Linked DNA regions of Homo sapiens: region 1 is linked to region 2. A link is a loop called in an ENCODE intact Hi-C map of the cell type or tissue named here. Cell type or tissue: heart right ventricle. All regions are shown on one strand. Each heading gives the region's core, and the rest is flanking DNA. Links, peaks and the distances in the headings are about the cores only.

Region 1 (5,000 bases), core at 1-5,000, 99 kb before region 2:
TTTCCTGTCAAACTGCCTCTCCACATGAAGCTCCAGCTCAGATACCACCTCCTTCAAGAGACCATCCTTGACCGGGCGTAGTGGCTCACACCTGTGATCCCAGCACTTTGGGAGGCCAAGGCAGGTGAATCGCTTGAGGCCAGGAGTTCAAGACCAGCCTGGGCAACATGACAAAACCCCATCTTAAAAAAAAAAAAAGGCCATTTTTTCTCCTAATGTTCAGCATTCATCATGTCCTCTGGATTGCAGGATGTGTTGCTCTTGGGTCTGCTGAGTACTGATTTCCATGTTGCATTATGATCACCTCTCCGCTGCTCACACCTTCCCCTGCCTCTTGACACAGTGTCTTAGAGCTAGCAGCTGCCCAGTTAGTGCTTGCAAAATGAAAGAATTAACTATGTTTAATGATCGAAAGGCAAATAAGGTCTCTGTTTTCATGGAGCAAGCAATGTATTTGGCCTTGAGTTTTTGTTCTTTGCAGAAATATGGGGTAATTAATATGCTGCTTGGCCTTTGCAGTACCCTCTCTGTTTCCTCTGTACCACCTAAGATGAAGTCTAGTTTTGCTACTTTTGTTTAGTAATCATAAGGATTTAGTTGGATTTGGGGATAAGAACATAGTAGAAATCATGATGTAAAATGAAGCCATAGATATGAAACAATCAGCCATTAGATTTGACAGGGCCAGTCTGGGTCCAGAGATGTCAAGCTTCAAAGCTTTAGTGGATCTTTTCCACAGTTTTTAGTGTGGGGGAATTCATGTAGAAGGCTTAGAGATTTGAGGAATCTGAACTGTACCTTGCGAGATCATCATCTGCCGCTAGCCTGTCACTGTGTTGCAGGTTCTGCATATCCCTTTCCTTCCCTTGCTCGGCTCCTGGCTTCAGATTTCCAGCTTGGTGCTCCCCTTGTCACTCCTTTCTTTTATCATGTGCCACCCTTCATGAGCTTTATAACTGGCAACACCAACAACATTCGTGATTTCTCCTCCAGAGAATACAGATGAGCTTTTCTAATCCATCAACTGTTAATCTTGCAGGTTTTACATTCTCTCTTTGGGGATTTGATTAGACATTAACTTTGGGAATGAGGAAATGTTGTCATTTAATAGTGATTACATTATGTATATCTGTAGTTTGGAGTCCTCAATTTTGTGCTTTCTTTCTCTAGATACCTTAACAGAGCCTGCTCTTCCTATTATTTGGAAGTGTATAATATGATGTGTGGAATTGGATATATGGGAGGCAGTCATCTTCTTTCCCCTTCCTGGCCCTCCTCCACCCCCACCAGTAATTTCCTAACAATACTTAGGTGAAACTATAATAACATTATTTGCTAGCTCTTCCTGGACAGTGAAGCAAAGCTTCCTTGATAACTTATCTGTCTTGATAATTTTTGTTAAGCAGGAAAATTATGAAAACTTTAAAAAAATTTATTTTAATACTTACCAGAATGTTAAGTCCCGTTTTGACATGGCAACTTAGCTACAAAACTCCCAGTTTTGCTAAAATAGAACATTTATTAAATTGTTTGCCATTTTAAAAAATTACCTTGAAATAGAGCAGAATACCCAATATGAAACAAAGTGGGCAGATTAGTGAAATGGTGTTTGCCTAGAATGGATGTTTATGGATCTTTGAGTTTGTGAGCGACTTAAGGAATCTCCGTTATTTAACCGTTACTAACATAGGGCTTTTACTATATGTTAGGCACTATCCTAAGTACTTTACAAATATTAATTCTTATAATGACTTTGTGAAGTTGGTACTATGATCATCACCATTTTAAAGATGAAGAAACCAAGCACAGAGAAGTTAAATGATTTGCCCGCCCTCCAATATCTGAATCAGGCACACCAGCTCCAAAGCGCATGCTTTCTGTCAGTGCTGCCTGTCATCTACATTTGGGAATTTGGAATTTAAAAGTCTGGTGCTAAAAAAAGACAAAACAAGACAGGCACACACACAAAATAAAACATTAATCTGTTAACAGGTTTTTGTGTCAAGATTTGTGATAAGATTTCACATTTGATAGTCATAGAATTTTAGAACTGAAAGTAATCTTAGAGATAGCTTAGTAAATACAAAGCTGTTAGTAATTTATAAATTAGCATAACTTACAATGCTGTGTGGTTTAGTGGTGTTCAGTAATGTGAAGGTTATTTTTCCTGTGGTATTAGACTACTGTACTTTTTGTTTCCAAGATAGGAGTATAAAGGGGTTGGGAAGTATTTTAGAGGGAAAAGTGTACCAAGGTGATTTTATGTGGCTTCCCTTAGCCTTGACACCAGCTGGAGGAGTCAGGATCTAGGAGATTTGCCAGGTTTGAGGTGAGACTGAAATTAAGGAGTGAAATAGAAACTTGAGTCTGGAAACAAACTAAATTACAAATACGGTTTTTTTAAAAAGTTGAAATAAGTTTTAGACTGCGGATCTTTTGGCAGAAGCAACACAGTGGAAATTTGCTCTTTGTAAGTAGATTATGGTATATTTTACTGATATGTGCCCTTATTTTACAGTGAAAAAGGCAATACTGTTCCTGGATATGACTTTTTGGTGAATTCTGTTTGGCCACAAATAGTACAAGGATTAGAAGAAAAGTTACCCTCGCTTTTTAATCCTGGGAATCCCGATGCATTTCATGAGGTATCTCCCCGCCCGTCGTCTTGATTCTTGAAGATGTTAACCGGAGACTGGAGAAATATCATGTTCTCTTCTACTTAGTCTTGGTTCTGTGGTTTATTAAAAATAAAAATTTGAGTTGCTAAGTGAACATTTAACCTTAAAACACACACATCGTTTTATCCAAGATATGATGTATGATACTTTTAGGAATAAGAACATTTTCATTTTATAATATAAAGTATAATTAAGGCTAGATACAAGTGTGAGTAGAAATGTACATTATTTTCTAACTTTCTTAAAAACATCCTGAGGACCATTAAAAGCCAGTGTTTTTGCAGTTTTCTGTGAAAAATTAAGTTTGTACATCTCTGCCATATAATTTTGAATGAAAACAGAAAGTATTCACTGAATGTTTTCCAGCAGCAAGTACAAAGGAATTGGTTGGATTTTAAAATATACTACATAAATGTCCTTTATGATTTAAAAAGTTAGAAAGCCCCAATATTTATTTGTTTTTTTAATTTATATTTTATTTTATTATTACTATTACTATTTTTGAAACAGGGTCTTACTGTGTTGCCCAGGGTGGAGTGCAGTGGCACAATTATAGCTCACTGCAGTCTTCGACTCCTGGACTCAAGCGATCCTATGCCTCAGGCTGCTTCCTGAGTAGCTGGGATTTCAGGCGCACACCACCATGCCTGGTCAATTTTTCTTTTCTTTTTCTTTTTCTGTGGAGATGGGTCTCACTATGTTGCCTAGGCTAGTGTTGAACTCCTAGCCTCATGCACTCCTTCCCCCTCAACCTTCCAAAGTGCTAGGATTTCAGCCCCCATGTCCAGCCCTATTCCACCCCTGCTTCCCCCGCCCTCTTAAAAAAGAAATCATTATTTAAAAGATTTCATGGTTAGGATTTCAAAAATCAATGTGTAAGTTTGCTTTCCATTCTATCATTTTAAAGGCTCAGCCTCTTGGCACTTTTCTTCCTTCTTCTTCCCTGGATTTCAGTTTTTGGTTTCTTATGCAGTGAGATAATCTTTGTCTTTTAATTAGGTACTTTATTAAATTTACAGTGATTCTAACTGTCAATGCATTTGACTCTTATTTTATACTTTCTCTTTGTTCCAGTTTTCTTCCCTTATTTCCTTCCTCCCATCTTTTCTTCCTCCCTTCTTTTTTCACCTTCTTCGTATTTTAGACTTCTGGGGATCTGTTTTCCATCTTTATTCCATTTTGTCCCCTCTACTAATTTGGAAGTTGTGCCCTTTATTTCTGTACATATTGAGTAACCTTACTGGTTACTTAATGGAATCTAAAGTTGATTTATGTTCTCGAGCCTTCTCCTGGACAATACGCGGAACTTAGAACACATTAACACCAACCATCCCTTCTCATAGTATATATTTTTGTTTCCTCGCTCGTACTTCTATTACGTTTTTTTTAAAATCTTAAAAACTGGTCATTTTTATTGTTTTAAATCATCATCGTCCTCTGGGAATTACCCTACATGTTTGTCATTGCTTACTGTTCATTTTTGAATGTCAGCTCATCCTTCTTGAATCATTCTTCTGAAATTCATGTTAGAAGACTTTTTAGTCTTCTAACTGTTGATGATAATTTATTTTTTTAATAATTTCTCAGTTTGTGTTTGTCTGAAAATAACTGTATTGCTTCTGTTTGTAAGGTCAGTTTGCTGGATGTATTAACAGAATTCTCAGCACTTTGAGTGTTGTCTTTTGAGTTGCATTATTAAGTTAGCCGTTAATTTAATTGTTATTTCTTTGTAGTTAATGCCTTTTTTCTCTGGCTGCTTTTAAGATCTTCTGTGTGACTTTGGTGTGCTAAGTAAGTTCTGCTATGATATGTCCAGTAGAACTTCTTTTTTTATTATTATCCTTAGGATTTGATAGGTTTTCTGAATCTGAGAATTGGTATCTTTCATCCATTCTGGAACATTTTTATATATTATTTCTTCAATTGTGCTTTTCTTTCATTCCTCTATCATCTCCATCTAGATCTCTTGTTTAGACAGGCTCACCCTATCCTCTGTATTTGCTGCATTCTCGATAATTTCACAGTCTGTCTTCTAGGTCACTAATTCCTTCTTTAGTTGTGTCTAAACTCTTTTCCACCTGCACATTGAGTTTCTGGTTAATTATCATATTTTTTTATTTCTAGAAGTCATATTTGTTGTTTGTCTAGCCTCCCTGGCGAATTTGTTTATTAATTTTTTAAGTGTAGAGAGGCACAAGATAAGCATAAACAGACAGCCTGGGGCCCAGCAGGTTTCCCACAGATAAGACAACACATTGGGAGGTTTACCATTCCAGAAATGCAACTTACCTTATCTGTTGGCTGATTGTCCCATGTTACAGT
Region 2 (10,968 bases), core at 1,618-6,617:
ACACACACCTATCTATCTATCTATCTATCTATCTATCTATCTATCTATCTATCTATCTATCTATCTATCTATCTACATCACACAGTTGACCCTTGAGCAACACAGGCTTGAACTTATATGGGGATTTTCTTCCATCTCTACCACCCCTGAGACAGCAAGACCAACTCCTCCTCCTCCTTCTCAGCCTACTCAACATGAAGATAATAAGGATGAAGACCTTTACAATGACCCAGTTCCACTTAATAAATAGTAAATGTATTTCCTCTTCCCTATGATTTTCTTGATAACATTTCTTTTCTCTGGCTTATTTATTGTAAGAATACAGTATATAATATAAATAATTATAAAACATGTTAATTGGTTCTTTACGTTATCGATAAGACTTCTGGTCAATGGTAGGCTATTCGGAGTTCAGCTTTAGGGAATACAAGATTTTTTGACAATGCAGGAGGGTTGGCACCCCAACCCCTGACATTGTTCCAGGATCACCTGTAATACGATTTATTGTAAGGCATTGGCTCATGCAATTGTGAAGAGTAAGAAGTCCCACGATCTGCTCTCTGCAAACTGGAGGCCCAAGAAAGCCAGTGGTGTAGTTCTGGTCTGAGTCTGAAAGGAAGGCCTAGCCACCAGGAACACCAATGGTAAAAGTCCCAGTCTGAGGGCAGGAGAGACGGATGTCCCAGCTCAGGCACCCAGGAAGAGAGAGTGAATTCCCCCTTCCTCTGCCTTTTTGTTCTGGTCAGGTCTTCACAGATGAGATGAGGCCCACCTACACTGGGGAGGGCAATCTGTTTTACTCAATCAACTTAAATTTCATGTCACCCAGAAGCACCCTTGCAGACACAACCAGAATAACCTTAAAGCAAATATCTGGGCACCCCATGGCCCAGTCAAGTTGACACATAAAATTAATCACCACGAGTCCCATTCTTGTAGCTGTAGCCCAGGGTGGAACTGATCCTGGGGGACACCCAGACTCCACACAGCACCACCCTGACTTCAAGGGAGCTGTTGGTTAGGAGGAGAGATCCTTGAGGGGCACAAGGGGAAGAGAAAGAAAGAATTGAATGAAAGAGGAGGACAAGAAGCCAAAGGTATCACTCTGCCAGACTCAAGCTCAGCAAAGCCCAGCAGCCTGCCTTGCCCACTCCATGCCTCCCTGGACCAGTCTCAAGCCCAGTACTTAGAAGGTGCAGATGCACCTGGTCTTCTGTAGCCACCCACCTTTTGAGTGACATCCTCTGAATGCGTGGGGAGTAAAGAACACTGAAGGGAGACCCTGCCCTTCCTCCTCACTGGAGCCAAGGTGTGAGACGCCGTTGGACTCTTTGGGATTCTTTAGAATGTTAGCTATTTGTGTTGGCTCCTTTGTCCTCCTTCACCATCCATAGATGACTTGCAGATTGCTCACTCAAGCAGGCATGTGATGTTTCTAGGTTAGATCTTCTACGTATTCCACGTAACAACAGAAACCTCTCATCATCTTGGTTTGCTTGATTTTGCTTCCTCTCCCCCCTACAAGGAACTCACCTGCCCTGAACCTTTCAAATTAAATGAGCCCCTTTAATGGTGAGCCACAAGCCACATCTTGGACTCCGAAGAGTTGATGTTACTTGAATTTTTACACATCCAAAATATAATTTATGCCAAATGCATGAGGATAAAACATTCTGACTGCTACAGTTTCTGGTTAGTTGATAACTAGAAGTCTTTTACTTTCACCCTCTCTCCTCTAAAACCCTTCTCAAATGCATTGGCCCTTGTCCCTGCTCCCAGGCAGAGCCTGAGGGCACACAGGCTCAAGGGTGATTGAGGTGAACAGCAGGAATCCTCACAGACACCTGAAATAAGGAGAATATTGGGTCTAGAAGACGTAAAAGCTGTTTTTGTTTATTGTTGTGTTTAAATCCCCAACATGTGCTTATTTTCTTATCATTCATCTGTGCATGGGATGCTAGGATGAAGAAAGTTCAGTAATAGTTCCATGAGCACCTTTGAGGACTACTCTTTACCATTCACTCTGCTAGATGCTGAAGATGCCTAAGACTTGGCTCCTGCCTCTAGGGAGATCCAAGTCTAGAGAGAAACCCATTTTTAGATTCATATGGACTAATTTCTTGTTAATTGCAATTCTACTTTACTTCCCAGATGTGGCATAAGCATTTTGGTGCTTAATATAATATCATTGGCAATAGTAGCAATTATTCAATAGGAATTAGAAGGTTCCAAGGGCTGGTTAAGAACTGGCGAACTTCTACATACCTTCAGCAGCATTTTAGGCAAGAGACTTTCAACAGAACCAGTTCTGGATGGAGCTGGTCCACCTGGAGCTCATAGATGAATGTGGCCAAACCTCCACCATATTTATCATTTCACACTTCCCTCATGCTTTTCCCTTCTAGGTAAGCTTCCGAGGCCAGAGAATCGAGCTCATCCGAATCCGGAACCCTTGGGGCCAGGTTGAGTGGAACGGGTCGTGGAGCGACAGGTCAGTCACCCTATCCTGCCTCTCTGGCTGGTTCCCGGGGCGTGTGGGGCCAGAGCTGGCTTGTGCAGACATGTGAAGGAGTGGCCTGTCTACTATCCTCCCGGGCTCTGACTCAGGATCCTGTCCCGATTCTGAGGTGCCCCTTCTTCCTCCCCTTTCAGCCCTCAGGCCCACCTTGCATCAAGGTTGATTCTCAAGAAAGACTTTTACAACAGCACTCTAACTTTCACGAATTGTATTTATGTCAATACATAAATGTGTTACCTCCCATGGTGATGTTTATAACCCAGTGATATGGTGAAAAGCTTTATCTGTAGTTGTGAGTAACTCCAGTAAGCAGTGTGCATATGCATAAGTGCGTGTGTGTTTGTGTGTGTGTGTGTATTTGGAGTGTCGGAATCCCTGAAATATTACCTAGCATGTAACTATAGGATTCTCTCTGATGGTCACTGACCATGGCAGAGGCCCAATAGCCCAGCAGAGAAATAGAAGTGAGGCTGAGCATGGTGGCTCATGCCTATAATTCCAACACGTCAGCAAGCCGAGGTGGGAGGATCACTTGAGTATGAGAGATTGAGGCTGCAGGGAGCTATGATTGCACCACTGCATTCCAGCCTGGGCAACAGAGCATGTTGACCCCATCTCTTTTTTTTTTTTTTTTTTAAAGGAAAAAAAATAGAGGACATGGAATTGGAATTTTATCTATTACAGAGCTGTTAACCAGAGTTTTGGCCCCCAGTTATCAAGAAAGGTCTGCCTTTTCTGTGTGTGTCCCCACAGCTCCTCCAGCTCTGGTCCCTTGGGAAGTGGACCAGGTGACTAAGAACCAGGGATGTTTGTGTGGGTGCGTGGCAGGGCCTGCCTGAAGCTGTTGCTCGTCCGCTGCTTGTTGGGCTCCTGAAGCCCTTTCCTGCCACATCCATGGCCCCTGAGCTTCTGGGGAAATCTGAAGCTAGTCTAGAACTTGGTTAAAACTGAGCCAGTGTTTGTCTTCAGTCCAGACACAGCTACCAGGTCGCCAGACATGGTGCAGCCGCTGCTGTATTAGCCAGACCCCAGCGTGAGGGCAGGGCACACAGGCCTGTGCTTTCCAGGCTGTCATTGTCCCCATGGAGGCTCTCGTCCCACCATCCTCTGCTCTGGCCTTGGCTGCCGCCTTCTGAGAACCAAGAAGCATTGGCAGAGATGAGCTGAGATGGGTTGAGGAGGAAAGAGATTGGCCTCCCTCTCCTGGCAGAAATGGAAAGCACAGAGAACTACTGAAACCAAAATTAGTGAGACTGCGTCACGTTGTAAGATGTGCAGTGCCCCTCAACTTTGAGATCGTAGCCTATAAAGGGAAAATGGGCCATTGTCTCCCATTTTCTGGGACTCACAGAGGTAGAAATCAAGAAAGTGACTGAGAGCCAAGGCTGGAATAAAATTTGTCTTCCACTCATGCAGCCTCCATGGGTGATGGGAGGGGCAGGCGCCATCCCGACTCCCTGACTTCGCTGTGCTGCTGGTGACATGTGAGTAGGGTTGAAGGCACCGCATGGCCAGCCTGTCAGGCCAATTATCTGGGTGTGAGCCACTTAGGATAATGGCTCCAAAAGAAAATAATGGCTGCCAGTTCCACTCTTCTGACCCTGGCCCGAGCACCTGGAGACAGGTCCCGGCTGATCCTCCCCTTGGATCACCTGAGCACTCCCCTGAGGTTGAGTTGAGATCACAGGATGAGAGGGAGCTGCCACGTTGGCTGTAGCACCGCAACAGTGGTGACCTACTTTGAACTATTTGGAGGCGGCTGTGGGAGTCACAGAAAATGCAATGAACTTGGAGTCACAAATCCTGAGTTTGGAGAGTGACAGGCAGCCATTCCTACCCCTACTCTTCCCTGAGAGTGTTTCCATGGGCCTACCTGAGCCCTCTTATCTGCAGGACGGGCACACCTAGCTCACAGAACCCCACCTGGCTTGCCAGCGAGGTCACATACAAAAGGTGCCGGGTACAGACAACATCAAGCATGGGCAGGTGTAAGGCATTATCACCTTTCCAAGTGTCAGCTTGTCCATTAAGGAAGGGCCAAGTACTGCTCCAGGTCACATGGCAAGTTGGAGGCCAAGCACGAAAGTCAGCAGACTTGTGGCTTCCAGCCGGGCTCTTCTGCTACCCCACGGGCATGCAATGCCTTGTGACTATCCCAAGATAATCTTCCATGTCGGTGGTTCAGATCATCCTCAGGGGTATTTTATCCATCAGCAACACTTGGAGATGTACTTTCTGACCAGCCCTCTTATTTGGGGGCCAGTGGCTCACCTGCCGCTACATCCCTGGGTGCATTTTTGGGACCCAGTGAGTAGTTACTAAGCAGGTCTTATTTCCTCCATAACCGCACACTGTGGGTTCCACATCAAGGCCATTGTTGCTCTTCATCATGACCTCTGCCTGAACACCAATTTTGTTTACTCCTAGTTCTCCGGAGTGGCGTTCTGTTGGTCCAGCTGAGCAGAAGCGTCTGTGTCACACTGCTCTGGATGATGGGGAATTCTGGTACCGTGCTTGTTCCTGTGTTAACTGCAGATACGAGCAAGTCCCATGGCCCTGGGGCGTAAGGAGCACTGTGCTTCTCTCTCGCTTTCCTTTTTCTTTCTTTCTTTCTTTTTTTTTTTTTTTTTTTGAGACGGAGTTTTGTTCTTATTGCCCAGGCTGGAGTGCAGTGGTGCGATCTCGTCTCACTGCAACCTCTGCCTCCCAGGTTCAAGTGATACTCCTGCCTCAGCCTCCCAAGCAGCTGAGAGTACAGGCATGCGCCACCACGCCCGACTCATTTTGTATCTTTAGTAGAGATGGGGTTTCACCGTGTTGGCCAGGCTAGTCTCGAACCCCTGACCTCAGAGAAACCACCCACCTTGGCCTCCCAAAGTGCTGGAATTACAGGTATGAGCCACCACGCCCAGCCTTCTCTCTCCATTTTTGGCAAATCAAATTCATCTGTCTCAGACTCCTCATATACACCCAGATTAGAGGGAAATTTAATCTCCCTCCTGTCTTGGTGGGGGCTCACCCCAGCTCTCGGTTTGTTGAAGAGTCTTCAGGGGGTTCCTGCAATCCAATAGAGGAAGAGCCTCTGGTCTCTAGCCTGACACACCTCCTTGGCACTCTTTGTCATCCAGGTTTACACAGTGAATTTGAAGACAGGCAGCCCTACTGCTCACAGGATCCATTCCCTCCACACCCATCTTGATGAGAGGTACCTTTGAAGGCAGCTGCCCTGAGAGCATCTAAAGATATCGACCTACGTAGGAAGTAAACATTTCTACTCTGGACTTTCCCTTGGCCTGAATCTCTTTGTTTAATTGAACATTTGTATTGGGCCTTCATCTCTAGAATCTTTTTCAGTCTTATTTCTTCCTGTTTGGGTTCTAGAAGTTGGCCCTTCTAACCCTGTGAGACCACAAATTTCTGGTTTCTGGCTCTATTCCCTTTCATGTGCTCCAACCAATCAAGTCTTGCCTGAGCTCATCTCTTTCTTGTAACAGCTTTTAAAATACAACAGCAGGGCACGGTGGCTCACGCCTGTAATCCCAGCACTTTGGGAGGCCAAGGCGGGTGGATCACGAGGTCAGGAGATTGAAACCATCCTGGCTAACACAGTGAAACCCCACCCCTGCTAAAAATACAAAAAATTAGCCAGGGGTGGTGGTGAGTGCCTATAGTCCCAGCTACTTGGGAGGCTGAGGCAGGAGAATGGCGTGAACCCAGGAGGTGGAGCTTGCAGTGAGCCGAGATTGCATCACTGCACTCTAGCCTGGACAACAGAGTGATACTCCATCTCAAAAAAAAAAAAAAAAAATACTACAACCCAAAACCATGACTATTCCAGCCTTTTTCATTCTTTTCCCATAGAACACAGCCTCAGTAGTGATTTGTTCTGCCTTCTGTATTTTTATAGTTGTCTTAGTCTATTTGGGTGGCTATAAAAAAATACCATAGACTGAGTGGCTTACAAAGAACAGGAATTTATTTCTCACAGTTCTAGATACCAGGAAGTCCAAGAAGATGACACAGGCAGTACCTATATCTGTGGAGGGCCCTGTTTCTGATTTATAGATGGATCCTTCTCACTCTGTCCTCACATGGTAGAAAGAGGGCAAGGCAGCTCTCTGGGGCCTCTTTTATAATGGCACTAACCCCATCCATGAGGGCTCCACCCTCACAACCTAGTCACCTCCCAAAGGCCCCACCTCCTGACACTACTACTTCGAGGGTTAGGATTCAACATATGAATTTAGGGGAGACCACAAACATTCAGTCCATAACAACATGCAACAGATTTACCCAATGTTTTGCCACTGCATAACATAGATAACCATTTTCCAGCTCGAACAGTTCCATGATCCCTCTTGCTCAACTGCTAACATATTTTAGAATTTCGTTGTGGCAGTTCTGTAATTCAAGGCACCAATGACTCAAGGTAACACTAGCTGCAGTAGTGAATAGACCCCAAATATATAAAGGCTCAAACACAGTAAAGTTTTTTCCTCACTCATTATGACAGTCCAGGGAGGATGTTCATATTCTGTGGGTGGCTCTGTTCATACAGTGATTCAGGAACCCAAACGCCTTCTATTGTGTGGCTCTGCCATCTTCTAAGGTCACGTCATCATCTGCACATAGCCAGCAGAAGAGAAGAATAAAATAAAACATTGAAAAAGACACTCTCACTTTCTAAAAATCTTGACTCAGAAGTAAATGCGTCACGGCTCACATTCTACTCCCAAATGGAAGGAGTGGGGTGCAGTCTTGGTCCTGTGCTGATGACTGCCAGCCATCTCTGCCTCGGGAACCATGAGGGTTTAGGTTCCCCAGATTTGTGGAACACATGCAGGGTGCTTGAGAGATTCCCAAGCTGTCAAATTAGAAATTACAGATAAACTTTGAATTTTGAAGTACAGGGGACTTTGAGTTAGGGGGTTACAAGAGAGGAGCAAAAACTGCAGGAAGAAAGCTGAGTTCTGGAATTAGTACCATCACAGTAATTGCTGCATATGAGCAGGAGGTAGAAACCAGAGTTTGAGAGGCTACCTGAGGTCAGGCTAGTGGAAAGAAGGTCTGGTGCAGACGGTGGGAGAAGCCGGGCAGAGGAAACTCGGAAATTCACAGCAGGAAGCTCCACAAAGAAGAGCGTCCATGTGAGTGATCCATTGCCCTGCCCCTCTTGAAGGAGCAGCCCCAACACCAGGGCTGAGCCTGCCCAAGGTGATGGGTGGTGTTAAATCATGCACTCTGTGCGTGGAGCCCTTCCTCCTGGAATCCTGACTCTGAAGCCCTGTGTAGCCTCTTTCCATTCTTCACCAGCTCTAGGATGTACCTCCTGCAACTCTCTTCTCTCCCCTTACGTATGAATTCCCCCCTTCTTCTGAATCATTCCCCTTAGCACTCCAACACTATCATTTCTCCTACCTGCAAAGAAAAAAAAAGCCTCTCTTGACCCACTCAAGTGACCAACCCAGCTCTCTCCTGTCCTCTACAGCAAGCCCGCCAGTTCCTCTTCTCCCTTACTCTCTCGACTCCACTCAGCTATGAGTGTGCCCCACCACCCCACTAACCCTGATCTTGCCAGGGACGCCACCGACTCTCACTTTGCTCGATCAGATTATCTTGATCCATCAGGAGCCCTTGACGTGCTGGATTGCGGGGGACCACACGCCCTGGTGGTCCTCCTCCTACCTGAGCTCCTTCTCAACATCCTGTCCTGGCCCCCTCTCATCTCCCTAACCTGTTAGCACTGAGGTGTCCCAGGACCCCATCCATGGTCCCCCTCCTGGCTGTCTATTCCCACTCTTTAGGCGTCTCGTCTGGTCTCTTGACTTTAAAAACTATCTTTACACTAATTCTCAGGTTTCTATCTTCAGCTCCTTTCCCCAGGATTCCAGAGTCACATATTCAATGGTCTACTTTAACATCTCTCCTTGAATGTATAATAGACATCTCACATTCACGTGCCCAAACCTGACCTCCTGAGCTTCTCTCTCAAACTGCCCCACCACAGCCTTCCCCATCTCCATCCTTCCAGTCACTCAAATCAAACATCCTGATTCCTTTCATTCGCTCCTTCCCCACATCCAGTCCATTAGCAAATCCTATAAAATTTACCTTTGGAATGTGTCTCAAATCTGGCCACTGTTCATCACCTCCCATACCATCAGCCTGGACCAAGCCACCCTTGTCTCTCACTTGGACACCGGCACTAACTTCCTAGCTGCCTCTCTGCTTCCACTTGTGTCCCCAAAATCTGTTCTCAACACAGCAGCCATGGAGCATGTGACTCCTCTGTTTACTGCCTTCTAAAAGCTCTCCATCTTCTCAGAGTCAAAGCCAAAATCCCTATACCTATTTGATGTACTATGATCTCTTGATCTTATTCCTTACAGACACCTCGTGCCTTCCTGGTGTTCTGTGAGCACCTCAAGCACCTCTCTGCCTCGGGGCCTTGCTGTCCATCTGCCTAGACCCCCAGAGAGCTGCCCTGCCCAGGACCTGGTAGTTCAGGTCTCCACTCAGAATGTGCCCCATCAGTAAGGGCTTCTCTTACCTCCCTGTTTAAAATAGCATCCCACCCCTACGCTCCCATCCTTCAGCCCAATTTGGTTTTTCTCTGTAGCACTTAACATCTACAATCAATCTATATTTTTAGCCTGGTTTTTACCTTTTTAACCTTTATTTTACTTTTAAAAAATTTTCCATCTCCCCACACTTTGCAGTCCCCCCACTCCTTGCGGACAGGAACAAGATGATTTAATGAATAAGTGAATGATTTAATGAATGAGTGAATGGATGATGCCCTCACTCTTGCCCTCCTGTGCATCGTGTCTCTCCGCTTTGCTGCAGGATGGCATTTAAGGACTTCAAGGCCCACTTTGATAAAGTGGAGATCTGCAACCTCACTCCCGATGCCCTGGAGGAAGACGCGATCCACAAATGGGAGGTGACGGTCCATCAGGGAAGCTGGGTTCGCGGCTCCACGGCTGGGGGCTGCCGCAATTTCCTGGGTAGGTAGGCTGCCTGTCACTCTCTCTGCCACTCCCAAGTGTCCCTTCCAACTCAGGACACCAAAGGATAAGGGCCGGGTCCTCAGAGAAAGCCTGAAACATAGTAAGGTTTCAAAAGTGACTGGGGAAAAAAGGCTGCAAAGATTTAGTTGGATAAGAATTGTTTGGGGAAACCTCCTTTGTTTTACCACTTAGGTTATTTTCCATTACAAGTAATGGAAAGCATGACTCATGCCAGTTTAGCAATAGAAAGGATTTGTTATCTCACATAATTGAAGAGCTCAGAGGAAAAGTAGGGTGGGCTTCAGGCACAGTTCTATCAGGGCCCTGGTTCCATTTGCTTGTAATTCACTGTTCTGCCCTCTTTTATGTGTTGACTTCTTTCTCTGTCTGGCTTTCTTTATAATCACAGGAGGGCTGGCAGCAGTATCCAGGGCTTCCTGAGCCCTCATTCACACGAACAGCAAGAGCTCCTGGGGGTATCAAAAAAAAGCCCTCAACTTCCCTCTAATTGGAAATTCCTTGAACTAATATTGTCCAGTGAATGCTATGCATTGATTGGCTTTGTCCAATCCTCGGTGGCAAAAAGGACTGGCACAGACCAATCAGAATTCATGCTGGAGCAGTGCTCGAGGTCAATCCTACTCAAACGGCCCACCATCAAGTAGATGCCAGGGGGACAACCAGAAGTCCACTGCACTCTCCTTTGAAATACTAAGTGGAAAAAAAACTGATAGAACAAGCTTTAGCAGACTAGACCCAGAAGAATGTCCTTAAGAAACTGCATAGGAAATGGTTGAAGAGAAGGTGGAAATGAAAGAGAGGATATTTTGCATTCCCGTTGGGGATTATCAAAAGTAGGGTAGGAGGACTTATTGAACAGGGAGAGAAGGTATTACTTTCTCATGTTTGGTAGGACATATAATGAGGGCAGATAGGTGTATGTGCGTGTGTGTGTGTGTGTGTGTGTGTGTGTGTGTGTGTGTGTGGTCTTTGTGGGTTGTTTTTTAAAAGGGGAAAATAATCTACCTCTCCCAAATGACAGATACCTTTTGGACCAATCCACAAATAAAATTGTCTCTGACTGAGAAAGATGAGGGGCAGGAGGAGTGTAGTTTCCTTGTAGCCCTGATGCAGAAAGATAGAAGGAAACTCAAGAGATTTGGTGCCAATGTGCTGACAATCGGCTATGCCATTTATGAGGTAGGTGGGAACCACACTGCATTTCAGAGTTCTCCATCTGAGTTCTAAATTCGCGGCTCCTCCTCGGTCTCACACCCGAGACTCAACCAAGAGTCCATGAATTGTGTCCGAAAAGCCAAGAGGAACTTCCCTAGGAAACCCCTCCCTTTCTTGCCCATTGCAGTGCCCTGACAAAGACGAACACCTGAACAAAGACTTCTTCAGATACCACGCTTCTCGGGCCAGAAGCAAGACGTTCAT

What was found. Peaks named below come from ENCODE experiments on the same cell type or tissue, not always from the same donor. Only the 100,000 strongest peaks of a DNase experiment are listed, where the experiment ranks them.
Region 1: a loop joins it to region 2, with 2.8 times the contacts of the local background. A loop is called at or near these places in 11 of 110 quality-filtered maps.

The regions. Positions count from the first base shown.
Region 1 is chr1:230,672,480-230,677,479 of GRCh38, forward strand. COG2 (component of oligomeric golgi complex 2) reads left to right here. Exons shown (of 18, transcript NM_007357.3): 9 at 2,519-2,645. LOC107985358 (a long non-coding RNA gene) reads right to left here and starts at 3,894. Exons shown (of 2, transcript XR_001738517.1): 1 at 3,807-3,894; 2 at 2,466-2,731. In heart right ventricle, for the core only: no CTCF peak of the experiment used is centred there; no DNase peak of the experiment used is centred there.
Region 2 is chr1:230,769,609-230,780,576 of GRCh38, forward strand. CAPN9 (calpain 9) reads left to right here. Exons shown (of 20, transcript NM_006615.3): 7 at 2,406-2,491; 8 at 4,946-5,023; 9 at 9,365-9,525; 10 at 10,571-10,728; 11 at 10,892-10,968. It overlaps CAPN9-AS1 (CAPN9 antisense RNA 1), which reads right to left. Exons shown (of 2, transcript XR_001738518.2): 2 at 6,473-7,140. Among named protein-coding and RNA genes, the nearest start is that of CAPN9-AS1, 20 kb to the right of the region's middle. RefSeq lists a silencer at 8,660-8,805. In heart right ventricle, for the core only: CTCF peaks have their summits at 3,716 (motif pointing left) and 3,919; a DNase peak (open chromatin) is centred at 3,633; H3K27ac peaks cover 465 bases.